Linked DNA regions of Homo sapiens: region 1 is linked to region 2. A link is an interaction called in ENCODE POLR2A ChIA-PET data of the cell type or tissue named here. Cell type or tissue: OCI-LY7. All regions are shown on one strand. Links, peaks and the distances in the headings refer to the core of each region. The heading gives the core; the rest is flanking DNA.

Region 1 (6,444 bases), core at 1,434-6,433, 230 kb after region 2:
AGGCATAAGCCACCGCTCTGGGCCTGTATTTCTAATATATATATATACAAGATCATTTATGTAGTTTACTGCCAAAAATGGAAGAAACCTCATCATGAAGAGACATTTAGAAAACCTAAATTGATGAACATTCTAAAAATCTATTTGTCTGTGAAGACTAAGCTCTGATTTTTTTTTTTTCATCTTGCCTAAATTCCTATCTTAAGGGTCTGGAGAGTCATGGCCTACAAACTATAAATTCTCATCAGATGGGTTTGATTTAACCCTATATATCGTGACTTACTTTCCAATCTGACTCTGGCATAACATTATGTGACAAAGAAGAAAGTCAAAATATTTTACCCCAAAACATGTTTCTTTGCCATATTTTGAAATGGCCCTGCACAGCTGTCCTTTGGAGGGGAAGATTCACATCTGTAAAGAATCTCTATTAACATAGCTATATCTTTTTCTTCCAGGCCCTCCGAACCCTGAAGAGATCATCATATATATGTGCTGCCGAAGCGAGCACTCCTGAAGAGATTAACTAAGAGTCTAGCACCTTTTAAGGTCTGAATAGGAAACATCTGTCATCTATTCTCTCTAAGGGCAGCCACTATAAGAGTTCAAAAGAAACTTGCTCGCCACAATCTTTTTTTTTTTTTTTTGAGATGGAGTCTCACTCTGTTGCCCAGGCTGGAGTAGAGTGGCACCATCTTGTCTCACTGCAACCTCCACCTCCCAGGTTCAAGTGATCCTCCTGCCTCAGGCCCCCTAGTAGCTAGGATTACAGGCACGCATCACCATGCCTGGCTAATTTTTTTTTTTTTTTTGAGATGGAGTTTCATGCTGTTGCCCAGGCTGGAGTGCAATGGCGCCATCTTGACTCACTGCAACCTCCATCTCCTGGGTTCAAGCCATTCTCCTGCCTCAACTTCCCGAGTAGCTGGGATTACAGGCGCCTGCCACCACGCCCAGCTAATTTTTGTATTTTTAGTAGAGAAGCGGTTTCACCATGCTGGCCAGGCTGGTCTCGAACTCCCGACCTCAGGCTATCCGCCTGCCTCAGCCTCCCAAAGTGCTGGGATTATAGATGTGAGCCAGTGCGACTGGCCTAAGTGCTGGGATTACGGGAGTGAGCCGCTGCGCCTGGCCTAAGTGCTGGGGTACAGGCGTGAGCCACCAGGCCAGCGAAGTCTCCACAATCTTTTTTTTCTTTTTTTTTTGAGGCAGAGTCTCCCTCTGTCACCAGGCTGGATTGCAGTGGCGATCTCGGCTCACTGCAACCTCTGCCTCCCAGGTTCAAGCAATTCTCCTGCCTCAGCCTCCTGAGTAGCTGGGACTACAGGAACGCACCACCAACCCCAGCTAATTTTTGCATTTTTGGTAGAGACAGGGTTTCTCCATGTTGGCCAGGATGGTCTCCATCTCTTGACCTCGTGATCTGCCCACCTCTGCCTCCCAAAGTGCTGGGATTATAGGTGTGAACGACCGTGCCCGGCCCCCACAATCTTTTATCTTAACCTGAGCATTTCCTTTCTATGGATCCCAGGTCTTTAGACAAACTCATCCAATTGTCAACCAGAAAATGTTTAAATTTACCTATAGCCTGGAAGGCCCCCCGACCGACGCCCTCCCGCCCCCGCCCCCGCCGCCCCTCCACTGCCTTATCTGCTTTGAGTTGTCCCGCCTTTCTGGACCAAACCAATGTACTTCTTAAATGTATTTGATTAATGTCTCATGCCCTCCCTAAAATGTATAAAACCAAGCTGCACCCAACCACCTTGGGCACATGTTCTCAGGATCTCCTGAGGGCTGTGTCACAGACCATGGTCACTCATATTTGGCTCAGAATAAATTTCTTTAAATATTTTACAGAGTTTGACTCTTTTTGTCAACACTGTGCACTTCAAAAATGTTCATGTCATAGAAAACAAAGTTTGAGGAACTGTTCTAGATTAAAGGAGCCCAAATAGACACGAGAACTAAATGAAATGTGTGAAGGGAGAAGGATTGTTACAGAAGGCATTACTGGGACAATTGGCAAAATTTGAATATGGACTATATATTGATAATCATAGTGTATCAATGTTAAATGTCCTGAATTTGGTGATTGTACAGTAAGAGAATATCTTTCTTCAAGGATAGACACTAAATTATTTAGGCATGTTGGGTTGTGATATCTATAACTTAATTTCAAATGGAGAGAAAGAGAAAAAAACAAATGTGGCAAAATGTTTACTAACAATTAGTGATCTAGGTGAAGGGCGTTTCAGTTCATTGCACTATTCTTGCAACTTTTCTCTAGTTTATATTGTTTTCAAAATAAAAGGTTTTGTGAAAGAAGGAAAAACATTCCCAACAAGAAAAGCCTAGATCTGATGCTGTGGCTCACATCTGTAATTCCAGCAATTTGAGAGGCCGAGGCAGGCAGAACACTTGAGGCCAGGAGTTCCAGACAAGCCTGGCCAACATGGTGAAACCCGGTCTTAACTAAAATACAAAAATTAGGCTGGGTGCAGTGGCTTACCCCTGTAATCCCAGCACTTTGGGAGGCCAAGGCGGGTGGCTCACCTGAGGTCAGGAGTTTGAGACCAGCCTGGACAACATGGAGAAACCCTGTCTCTACTAAAAATACAAAAATTAGCCGGGCATGGTGGCAGGCACCTGTAATCCCAGCTACTTGGGAGGCTGAGGCAGGAGAATCGCTTGAACCCGGGAGGCAGAGGTTGCAGTGAGCCAAGATCACGCCACTGCACTCCAGCCTGGGTGACAAAGTGAGACCCTATCTCAAAAATAAATAAATAAAATAATAAAATAAAATACAAAAATTAGTTGGGCCTGGTGGTGGGCGCCTGTAATCCCAGCTAATCTGGAGGCTGAGGCAGGAGAATTGCTTGAGCCCTGGAGGCAGAGGTTGCAGTGAGCCAAGATAGTGCCACTGCACTCCAGCCTGGGTGACAGAGCAAGACTCCATCTGAAAAAAAAAAAAAAGGAGAAAAGTCTAACGTGTCAGGCACTGAGCTAAGCATAAGCCCTAGAGATGAGTAATGGATGTGATATATTCCCAGGCCACAAAATCCAACAGTCTAGTGAAGGAGATATGCAAGTAAATTAATATCATGTGACAAAATAAAAAAGGAAGGCTTTTTTTTTTTTTTTTTGAGACAGAGTCTTGCTCTGTCGCCAGGCTGGAGTGCAGTGGCACGATCTCAGCTCACTGCAACCTCCGCCTCCTGGGTTTAAGCGATTCTCCTGCCTCAGCCTCCTGAGTAGCTGGGACTACAGATGCAAGCCACCACACACAGCTAATTTTTGCATTTTTAGTAGAGACGGGGTTTCTCCATGTTGGCCAGGATGGTCTCCATCTCTTGACCTCGTGATCTGCCCCCTTGGCCTCCCAAAGTGCTGGGATTACAGGTGTGAGCCACCACACCCAGCCAAGGAAGCCTATTATTTTGGAGTATGATTATGGACATTTTCTTCACTTGGCCTCTGCAATATCATTGTATTTATTTATTTATTTATTTATTTATTTATTTATTTATTGAGATGGAGTTTTGCTCTTGTTGCCCAGGCTGGAGTGCAATGGTGTGATCTTGGCTCACAGCAACCTCTGCCTCCCGAGTTCAAGCCATTCTCCTGCCTCAGCCTCCAGAGTAGCTGGGATTACAGGCACGCGCCACCACGCCCGGCTAATTTTGTATTTTTAGTAGAGACAGGGTTTCTCCATGTTGGTCAGGCTGGTCTCAAACTCTCGACCTCAGCTGAACCACCCGCCTCAGCCACCCAAAGTGCTGGGATTACATGTGTAAGCCACCGCTCCTGGCCGTCTCTTTTTATTTATTTTCATTTTTTTATTTTTGGGACGGAGTCTTGCTCTTGTTGCCCAGGCTGGAGTGCAATGTCGCGATCTCGGCTCACCGCAACCTCCACCTCCCGGATTTAAGCAATTCTTCTGCCACAGCCTCCTGAGTAGCTGGGACTACAGGCGCACAACACCACACCTGGCTAATTTTGCGTTTTTTTGTTTGTTTGTTTTTGTTTTTGTTTTTTTGAGACGGAGTATCGCTGTCGCCCAGGCTGGAGTGCAGTGGCGTGATCTCGGCTCACTGCAAGCTCCGCCATTCTCGTGCCTCAGCCTCCCGAGTAGCTGGGACTACAGGCGCCCGCCAACACGCCCGGCTAATTTTTTGTATTTTTAGTAGAGACGGGGTTTCACCGTGTTAGCCAGGATGGTCTCGTGATCCGCCCGCCTCGGCCTCTTAAAATGCTGGGATTACAGGCGTGAGCCACCGCGCCCGGCCAGGGACACTTTCATCACATATCCATATGGCTTACTCTCTCATTTCTATTCAGATACCACCTTGACAGCGGAGCTGTCCCAGACTACCCTTGTGTAAAGCAGTATTTCCACACCCCTCCCCTGGACTACCTGTCCTCCTTACACTATAATAATTTTCTCCCATAACACCTATTATCATTTCTATAATAGACACATTATCTATCTATTGTAGTTTTTGTGTCACCCAATTAAATGTAAACTCCTTGACAGTAAAGACTTAGTTTCATTCACTGATACAGCCCTAGACCTAGACCAACACCTGTTGTATATACTAGACACTCAAAAAATATGTGTTGAATGTATGAATGGTTATAGTATGTAAAAAAATCCCACAAAGGATTTACACAGAATTGTAAATAATAACTGTATTAGGTTAAGAACCTTGGAAAATAAAGAACAAGGTCATATAGAGCGGGTATGTGGAGGATTTTTAGTTCCATGGAAAAGTCGCCCCAGTCAGCAGTGAGGGAGGAAGTTGAATAGTTGGTTCTCGGACATGAGATAAGAGAATGAAAACCGAATTATGTTTCGGCCGTAAGACTACCAGATCTCCAGTAAGTCAAGAACACTGGAAGCTGGCCAAAAAGGTGGGTAAAGGGCCCCACACAATGGGACTTCCCGGGCATGTCCTGGTTACTGTAGAAGTGTCTCCTCCTCAAGGCAATGTTATAACGACAAGTGAGGGAAATAGTCAACAAGGGCTGCAAAGCACGTTGGTCTAATTAGTGCCCCCTTGCCTAGAGATCTGGGGAGAAGTCTGAGGAGGGAGTATCCAAAGATGACATAACCTGAGTGCAGATTTTCAATTGTAAGTGAAAAGTGAGCTGAGCCTGTGCTCAAGGACTTCCTGCGTGCTGAGCACCCATGCTGAGCACTCTCTCTCACTAGCTTGCTGATTGGGGTTTGGGTTTATAAATTTCATGTTTTACTCACCAACACTAACTCATTTTATACTTCAATCGAAACAGAATGTGTGAGTCCAGGCGCGGTGGCTCATGCCTATAATCCCAGCACTTTGGGAGGCAGAGGCAGGCAGATGGCTTGAGCTCAGGCGTTGTAGACCAGCCTGGGCAATGCAGCGAAACACCATCTTCACCAAAAATACAAAAATATTAGCCAGGTATGGTGGCATGTGCCTGTAGTACCAGCTACTCTGGAGGCTAAGGTAGGAGGATTGCTTGAGCCCAGGAAGATGAGGGTGCAGTGAGCCAAGATCGCGCCACTGCACTCCACCCAGACTCTGTCTCAAAAAAAAAAAAAAAGTGGGTTTTTTTTTTCTGGAAGGAAATAGAACATATTCTCTAATATTCTCTAAGTGGTTTGTGTGCTTTGGCACACAAAAGAATGAAATGACGATGGCCTTTCTCACTGGTTGGTTTGCTGTTCCCGCAGTTAGAAGAGACTGCCCACATAGGGAGAGTGGCACAGAGGAGAGTAACATCAATCAACAGCGAATATGCACTTGATCGCGGTCTAATCAGCACCAGGCACCTCAGGGCAGCAGTATTGTCAGACGCATTGGAACCAGAGGGACTCCATCTTGAATAAGGTCTGGGTAAAATGAGGCTAACACCTACTGGGCTGCATTCCCAGGAGGTTAAGCATTCTTAGTCACAGGACAAGATAGGTCAGCAGGACAAGATAGAGGTCATAAAGACCCTGCTGATAAAACAATGCCATAAAGAAGGCAGCCAAAACCTGCCAAAACCAAGGTGGTGATGAAAGTGACCTCTAGTTGTCCTCACTGCTCACTATACGCTAATTATAATGCATTAGCATACTCAAAGACACTCCCAGCAGCACCACGACAGTTTACAAACGCCATGGCAACATTAGGAAGTTACCCTATATGGTCTAAAAGGGGAGGAACCCTCAGTTAGGGTAAATCCCTGCCCTTTTCCTGGAAAACTCATGAATGATCCACCCCTTGTTTAACATATAATCAAGAAATAACTATACGTGTACTCAGTTGAACATCCCGTGCCACTGCTCTGCCTATGGAGTAGCCATTCTTTTATTCTTTTACTTCTCTAATAAACTTGCTTTCACTTTACTTTATGAACTCGCCCCAAATTCTTTCTTGTGCAGGATCCAGAACCTTCTCTTGGGGTCTGGATTGG
Region 2 (8,107 bases), core at 1,333-6,332:
CAGAGTTTCACTCTGTAGCCCAGGCTGCAGTGTGGTGGTGTTATCTTGGCTCACAGCAACCTCTCCCTCCTGGGTTCAAGCGATTCTCCTGCCTCAGCCTCCCAAGTAGCTGAAATTACAGGCATCTATCACCATGCCCAGCTAAATTTTTTATATATATATATATTTAGTAGAGATGGGGTGTCACCATGTTGGCCAGGCTGTTCTCAAATTCCTGACCTCAAGTGATCCACCCACCTCGACCTCCCAAAGTGCTAGGATTACAGGTGTGAGGCTGTGCACAGGGCCTCTTTCTTTCCTTCCTTTCTTCCCTTTCTTTTCTTCTTTCTTTCTCTTTCTTCCTTTCCTTTCTTCCTTTCTTTCCTTTCCTTCCTTCCTCCCTCTTTCTTTCCTTTCTTCCTTTCTTCTTTCTTTCTTTTGCTTTCTTTCTTTCCTTTTCCTTTCTTCCTTTCCTGTCTTCCTTTCTTTCCTTTCCTTTCCTTCCTTTCTCCCTCTTTCTTTCCTTTCTTCCTTTCTTCCTTTCTTCTCTTTCTTCCTTCCTTTCTTTCTCTCTTTCTTCTTTCTTTTTCTTTCTCTTTCCTTTTCCTTTCTTCCTTTCCCTTCCTTTCTTTCCTTTCCCTTCCCTTCCTTCCTTCCTCCCTCCCTTCCTCCCTGCCTCCCTCCCGCTCTCTCTTTCTTTCTTTTCTTCTTTCCCTCCCTCCCTCCTTCCTTCCTTCCCTCCTTCCCTCCTTCCCTCCTTCTTTTCTTTCCTACAGGGTCTCTCACTCTCTCACCCAGACTGGAGTGCAGTGGTGCTATCACAGCTCACCACGACCTCTGCCTCTCAGGCTCAAGCAATTCTCTTGCCTAAGCCTCCCAAGTAGCTGGGATTACAGGTGCTCGCCACCATGCCCAGCTAATTTTTGTATTTTTTTTAGTAGAGACAGGGTTTCACCGTGTTGTCCAGGCTGGTCTCAAACTCCTGACCTCAAATGATCCACCCACTTCGGCCTCCCAAAGTGCTGGGATTGCAGGCATGAGCCACAGAGCCTGGCCTACTTATTTTTAAGACCGGGTTTTACTCCCATCACCCAGGCTGGAGTGAAGTGGCGTGATGTGGGCTCACTGCAACCTCCGCCTCCTTGGCTCAAGAGATTCTCCCACCTCAGCCCCATGAGTAGCTGGGATTACAGGCCCACACCACTGCACCCAGCTAATTTACAAATAACACATTTTTATCTGTTTTTTTTTTTTTTTTTAGACGAAGTCTCACTCTGTCACCCAGGCTGGAGTGCAGTGGCACAATCTTGGCTTACTGCAACCTCCGGCCTCCCGGGTTCAAATGATTCTCCTGCCTCAGCCTCCTGAGTAGCTGGGATTACAGGTGTGCACCACCACGTCCTGCTAATTTTTTTGTATTTTTAGTAGAGACAGGTTTTTGTTTGTTTGTTGGTTATATGTAAAAAATGTTTACTTAGAAATAGAATGCTTGTTCCTTGGTGCTACGAAGAAATAGCACTCGAACATAAATTTAATTCTCTTAGCATGGCAATCTTTACTTTTTGCAGAAAGTCAAGTATTCACCACAGATGGAATAATGGCAAGAGCACACCTGAACAATGGAGGGAAGTAATTTTTATCCTTTACGCAGTTTGTCCCTGCTACTGTGTCCTGTCTCCATTGGCTAAAGCCAGACCTCACAATCTAAACTAAAACCTGATTAGCTAACAGTTTAAAACTTTTCTAAATAGGCAAAGGCAATAGAAAGACAAAGGAAAAGAGGAAGTTACTTACGAAAGGACTTAGAAAGGTAATAACATTCTTAAATAAGGAAGGGGCATAGGCTGCGAGCCGGGACAGGCCTGTGCGCATGTCTAGCATACAGTTAGTCTTTAAAAGAAACTACTATTTCTAACACTTATGATTTATTCTTGAACAAGAAGGGAAACTTTGAAGAGGAACTTTTTACTTTCTACAATTTCCTTGTCTTGTTTTTATAGTTTTCTTCTTCAAACTTTTTTTTTTAAATATGTCTTGGCTTAGTTGTTTTGATTAGCTTTTAAATGTATGGTATAACATAACATGACATCTAATAAGGAGAAGTATACTTATTACAGTTGCTAGAGAAGTAAGGACTGAGGCCATGGTCTCTTTCTGTTGGCTGAACTATTTCTCGAGCTAATTTGAAATAGAGTTGTTAATGCTGGAATTTTTTGCTAACTTATTTAATAAGGCAGTAAGTCCTTGGAGGGTCCTTGTTATGCTCCCATTGGGAGCAGTGTTGTTTGGAATAAAGGTGCAACACTGAGTTTTGATTATAATATAAACACTACCTTTCTTTGTTAATATTATATTTAAAGTTATCTTATTTTCTCAGGCCATTTGACTTGTGGGTTTTAATTGTTCAGCTATTTCTTTAACAGCATCTTTGGTATAGTTAATAAATTGCTGCTGGTAGTAATAAATGCAGTTTATTTAATCTACATTTTTATTAATTGCTACTCACTAAAACAACATTGACTTAAACCTTGCAGCTATTTGATCTCTGGTTTTAAATTTATTTGGTACTCTGTGAGGACCTCTAATTGCATCTGAATAGACATGGGAATCAAAATAGCTGTAAGGGGCTGCTTCTTTTGAGGCTTCTTTTATTTGCTTATGTCGTAATTTCTCTTTTTCTGATTGATGAAATGCCAGGGTAAAAGGGATAGCTAATTGAACTAGAGCATAAGTGCTGCTCTAATTATTTGGTAGAGTGTCTAGTAAAGGTTTTTTACAGTATTACTATGCATCCGCTTGGGGATGAATAAGGGTGGACTGATGGGTTAGCTTTTGGAAGTGCCTGACCTCGCTGTATCATGTTAAGTCTTCAAAGTACGCTAAATTTTCCTTTTATCGTTGGAGACACGAGGTAAAATTGGTCTTGGAAGATGGAGGCTGAATGGCCCTCGGGGGGCTGACCCTCAGGGTACTGCACTTTAGGAAATAGTAGAGAGAGTTTGGCACACTTTACTATCTTAGGCTGCAGGATTTTGATACCGGCCGGGTGCAGTGGCTCACGCCTATATCCCAGCACTTTGGGAGGCCGAGACGGGCGGATCACGAGGTCAGGAGATGGAGATCGAGACCATCCTGGCTAACAGGGTAAAACCCCGTCTCTACTAAAAATACAAAAAAAAAAAAAAAAAAAAAGTTAGCCGGGCTTGGCAGCGTGCGCTTGTAGTCCCAGCTACTTGGGAGGCTGAGGCAGGAGAATGGCTTGAACCCGGGAGGTGGAGCTTGTAGTAAGCCGAGATTGCGCCACTGCACTCCAGCCTGGGCGACAGAGCGAGACTCCGTCTCAGATAAAAAAAAGAAAAAAAGACAAAAGAAGAAAAGGAGCTACCATGCAGTCCATGCCTTGTCGATTAGAGGACTATCTGAGTGGAAAGGGGATAACTTGGACTTCTAGCCTACTGTGTGCACAAGCATAACAATTGCTTTTATTTAGAGTGCGGACAGAATATTTAATGTATTTTAGCTAGTCATTTACATCTTGATATCTTGTTTTAATTGCTGTGGTTTGCTTTAGATTTTTTTACTTTTACTACAAAGACTTTGGTTTTGTCATTTGGTATGAGAGGAGTGATAACTGAACAGGCATTAAAAGTAATAATTTGAGGTGAGTTAGATTTAGTTACATTAATAAGATGGGGAGTAGTTAAAGGAAAGAAAAGATAGATAAAGTTTTCTTAGCTTTAACTTGGTAGGGCTTGACCCTGGAACAATGACCTATAACTTTGATGGTGATGACGCTTTTTTGACTTGGGTATGATGTGTCTATCCTTTTCTGCTGTGCGAACGGCAGTCTCGGTGGTTAGCAGCACAAGGTAGGGTTCTTAGGCTGCCTCGAGTTTTTCTTCTTTCTATCTTTTGATGAGGATGTGGTTTCCAGGCAGGTGCTGGTGTACGGCTCCTCTGGTTTGTTTCCTTTCTTGGCTCATGCATGAGGTCGCCTGGTCCACATCATATGTGAGGATCATTTACTCCAGATTGCTGGCCAGTTTCTTCTGCCTTGTTGAGAGTCCGGGTCTATTCATCACACCAGATGGGTCTCAATTTCTTACTACCCCTGAGGCCACCACAATGAGGCAGTGGGAGACCCCCTCATGAGAGGACTAGAGACCACCCCAGAGGAAAATGTATCCCTGTACGGACCACCATTTCTTATATGTAAAAATGTTTATTTAGAAATAGAATGCTTGTTCCCCAGTGCTACAAAGAAATAACATTCAAACATAAATTTAATTCTCTTAGCAAGGCAAACTTTACTTTATGCAGAAAGGGGCTCATAGCAGATGGAATAATGGCGAGAGCACCAGTAGAGACAGGTTTTCACCATGTTAGCCAGGCTGGTCTTGAACTCCTGAGCTCAAGTGATCACCTGCCTCAGGCTCCCAAAGTGCTGGGATGGAAAAGGAGAGTGCCTTGGATTGGCCCTGGCGAAGCAGGGACCATCCCTTTATCTGCACAGGGCGCCAGTTCACCTCAGTCTTTAATTTGCCACAGACCAAATCCTTCATCTAGATAAGAACCTCAAATGAGGTACTTAAAGCCCAGAAAGCTTTGTAACTGCACCCTTGAGCTGCTTGCTCAGGCCCACTCCCACCCTGTGAAGTGCTTTCTCGCTTTAATGAATTCCTGCTCTCGTTGCTTCATTCCTGCATTTCATTTCTCTGCTACTTCGTACGTTTTGTTCAATTCTTTGTTCAAAATGCCAAGGACCTGGACAACTCGTAGTCAAGACCCTCTACCAGTAACACTTGTTGCTCCTATTCCTCCTGGTGCTATTTATTGCTACTGCACATGTACCCTGTGCCCAAGGGTAGAACGACTTTCCAGCTTCTGAAGCACAGAGGCTTGGGGAGGACAGATTGTCATGTGACTCAGGACTTCACTGAACCTTGTTCATACAGTTGACCACATTCCTTTGTTTGGATCACTAAGGGAGAGTCATTATCATTACAAGGCAAGATCCTGGGCAAAGCACATTTTAGACCCCAAAATATTTTGTCCTCTTTGCAAGGCATTTCATCTATTATTTCCTTTTTAATCCAGGATGGGCAAAAAAAGAAGTTGTAATGTTTGTATTCCATATTTGTCGTTACAAAAGAAAGATATTTTCATATTCCAAAATTGTAAAAGTAAACAAAACACAGTAACAACAACGAAAACTATAATCAGAAGGAAGGGCACCAGGTTCAGACAGTGGTGGCTTTGAAAGAAGAAGTAAGTGAGATTGAAATTGAGAGAATTAAAAAAAAGATTTTAAGTTTTTTTTTTTTTTTGAGACAGGGTCTCACTCTGTCACACAGGCTGGAGTGCAGTGATGCAATCTCAGCTCATTGCAACCTCTGCCTCCCTGGCTCAACTGATCCTCCCACCTCAGCCTCCTGAGTAGCTGGGACTACAGGCGGGTACCACTACGCCCAGCTAATTTTTATATTTTTTTGTGGAGATGGGGTTTAGACATGTTGCCCAGGCTGGTCTTGAACTCTTGAACTCAAGCGATCTGTTCATCTTGCCCCCGCCCCAAAGTGCTGAGATCGCATACTGCACTCCAGCCTGGGCAACAGAGCAAGGCTCCATCTCAAAAAAAAAAAAGATAAAAAGCTACACACCGCTGGGCGTGGTGGCTCAAGCCAGTAATTCCAGCACTTTGGAAAGCCAAGGCGAGTAGATCATGAGGTCAAGAGATCGAGACCATCCTGGCCAACATGGTGAAACCCTGTCTCCACTAAAAATATAAAAATTAGCTGGGCGTGGTGGTGCGTGACTGTAATCCCAGTTATTCAGGAGGCTGAGGCAGGAGAATCGCTTGAACCTGGTATGCGGAGATTGCAGTGAGCCGAGATGGCGCCACTGCACTTCAGCCTGGCGAATAAGCAAGACTCCGTCTCAAAAAAAAGCTACATACCTCCCTCACAATTTGCCCAGAAGGAAATTCCTTGTGGACAAGGGACAGACAGAACTCAGTCATCCCTCTGAGGAGGCTCACCTGAGACAAATGCATATCTGATTGCTTCCCCTGCCCTATTGTTTATGTAAAAATGCAGATTCACTGAGCCAGCCTAAATTGTGTATTCAGTGGAAAGATGATCAAGGATTTAAAAGAATGCAACCTTTTGTCTCTTACCTATGTGGGACCTGGAAGCCCTTGCCTCAAGTTATCCCGCGTTACCAGAACGAACCAATGCACATCTTACACATATTGATTAATGTCTCATGTCTCCCTAAAATGTATACAAGCAAGTTGCACACCGACCACCTTGGGCACATGTCGTTAGGACCTCCTGAAGCTGTGTCACAGGCACATCCTTAACCTTGGCAAAATAAACTAAGCTGATTAAGACCTGTCTCAGATACCTTTTGGTTTACAATAGCAAAACCCCGTCTCTAAACAAACAAACAAAAGCAAAAAGAAAAAATTAGGGAAAAGACTATTCTTTCCCTTTTCTTAAAGCATTTTCTTTAGAGGATTTGTCATTGTAAATTCTCTCTGCCCCTGTGAGATGTATATAAATCTTTCTTTTCTTTTCTTTTCTTTTTTTTGAGATGGAGTCTTGCTCTGTTGCCCAGGCTGGAGTACAGTGGTGCTATCTCAGCTCACTGCAACTTCCGCCTCCGGGGTTCAAGTGATTCACTTGCCTCAGCCTCCCAGGTAGCTGGGATTACAGGCACGCGCCACCACATCTGGCTAATTTTTTGTATTTTAGTAGAGATGGGGTTTCACCATGTTGGCCAAGATGGTCTCCATCTCCTGACATCGTGATCCAACCGCCTCGGCCTCCCAAAGTGCTGGGATTACAGGCATAAGCCAACGCGCCTGGCCCCAGATGTATATAAATCTTTCTAAAAGCCTCTTGTAAATGTGTAAAACCCAGGAATGTCTTTCTCAAGGACTTGAGATCTCTTTGAAATGTAAGCATCAAAAATGGCAGTGCTCCTATCTACCAGTGATACAGCTCCGATGAGTGGAGGAACACCAGGGTTCTTGGTCCTCGTGCCAGTTTAGATAAAACGACACAGACACACGTGGAGTGGTTTTAAGGAGTGGAGAGCTTGAGAGCTTAATAGGCAAGAAGAGGCAAGAAGGAAGGGAGGAGGAACAAGCTCCCCTGTAAAGAGACAGAGGGAGGGGGGCTCCAAAGCTGAGAGAGGGGAACCCCGACCTGCCACAGATACCAGCTAGATATATGTACACAGAGGCTGGAGGAGGCGGTGTCTGAATTGCATAGGGCTCAGGGGATTGGTTTGACTAGGCATGTCATTCACATATCTGCGAAAAAGCTGGCCCTCCCACCATAGCCTTTTAATATGCAAAAGCGGGGCACCATGATGTTCTAACACACGTGGGAATACATGGGGGCGGCCATGTTGCCAGGAACTTGTGGGGAAAGGGCAAGAAGGCAGGGGAATCACCATGTTTGGGTGGACCTAGTTTCTAATGGCTTGCATTTACATATCAAAGGTTGCCAGCCTGGCTCTAAGAGCCGGGGCTATACAAGAAACTTTTCCGAAGATGCTTTAAAGAAAACTTCCCAGCTGGGTGCGGTGGCTCACGCCTGTAATCCCAGCACTTTGGGAGGCCCAGGCGGGCAGATCACGAGGTCAGAAGATCGAGACCATCCTGGCTAACACGGTGAAACCCCGTCTCTACTAAAAAAAAAAAAAAAAAAAAAAACAAAAACAAAAAATTAGCCGGGTGTGGTGGCGGGTGCCTGTAGTCCCAGCTACTCGGGAGGCTGAGTGAGGCAGGAGAATGGCGTGAACCCGAGAGGCAGAGCTTGCAGTGAGCCGAGATAGCGCCACTGCACTCCAGCCTGGGCGACAGAGCGAGACTCCCTCTCAAAACAAAACAAAACAAACAAACAAAAAAACCCGAAAACTTCCCAAGGACCCCTTTTCTTCTCTATATACCTAAAATAATTTCTTAATAACTCCTACAGCACCAGTTCCCGTGGGAGGCAGGAGCCTAACGTTGGTGAGAATGTTGCTCCAAATTGCCAAACTACCTCCTCTCACAAAGGTATGAGAAGTTGGCCTGGCGCAATGACTCACAGCTATAATCCCAGCATTTTGGGAGGCC

What was found. ChIA-PET counts read pairs that join two places held together with the same protein. Peaks named below come from ENCODE experiments on the same cell type or tissue, not always from the same donor. Only the 100,000 strongest peaks of a DNase experiment are listed, where the experiment ranks them.
Region 1: POLR2A ChIA-PET joins it to region 2 with 5 read pairs; 2 of 35 experiments call an interaction of 5 or more read pairs at or near these places.

What each region holds. Positions count from the first base shown.
Region 1 is chr12:31,796,178-31,802,621 of GRCh38, reverse strand. No RefSeq gene overlaps it. Among named protein-coding and RNA genes, the nearest start is that of H3-5, 7.1 kb to the right of the region's middle. In OCI-LY7, for the core only: no CTCF peak of the experiment used is centred there; no DNase peak of the experiment used is centred there.
Region 2 is chr12:32,021,864-32,029,970 of GRCh38, reverse strand. No RefSeq gene overlaps it. Among named protein-coding and RNA genes, the nearest start is that of RESF1, 67 kb to the right of the region's middle. RefSeq lists enhancers at 4,682-4,976, 6,243-6,916, 7,591-8,107. In OCI-LY7, for the core only: no CTCF peak of the experiment used is centred there; DNase peaks (open chromatin) are centred at 1,800 and 3,900; H3K4me3 peaks cover 398 bases.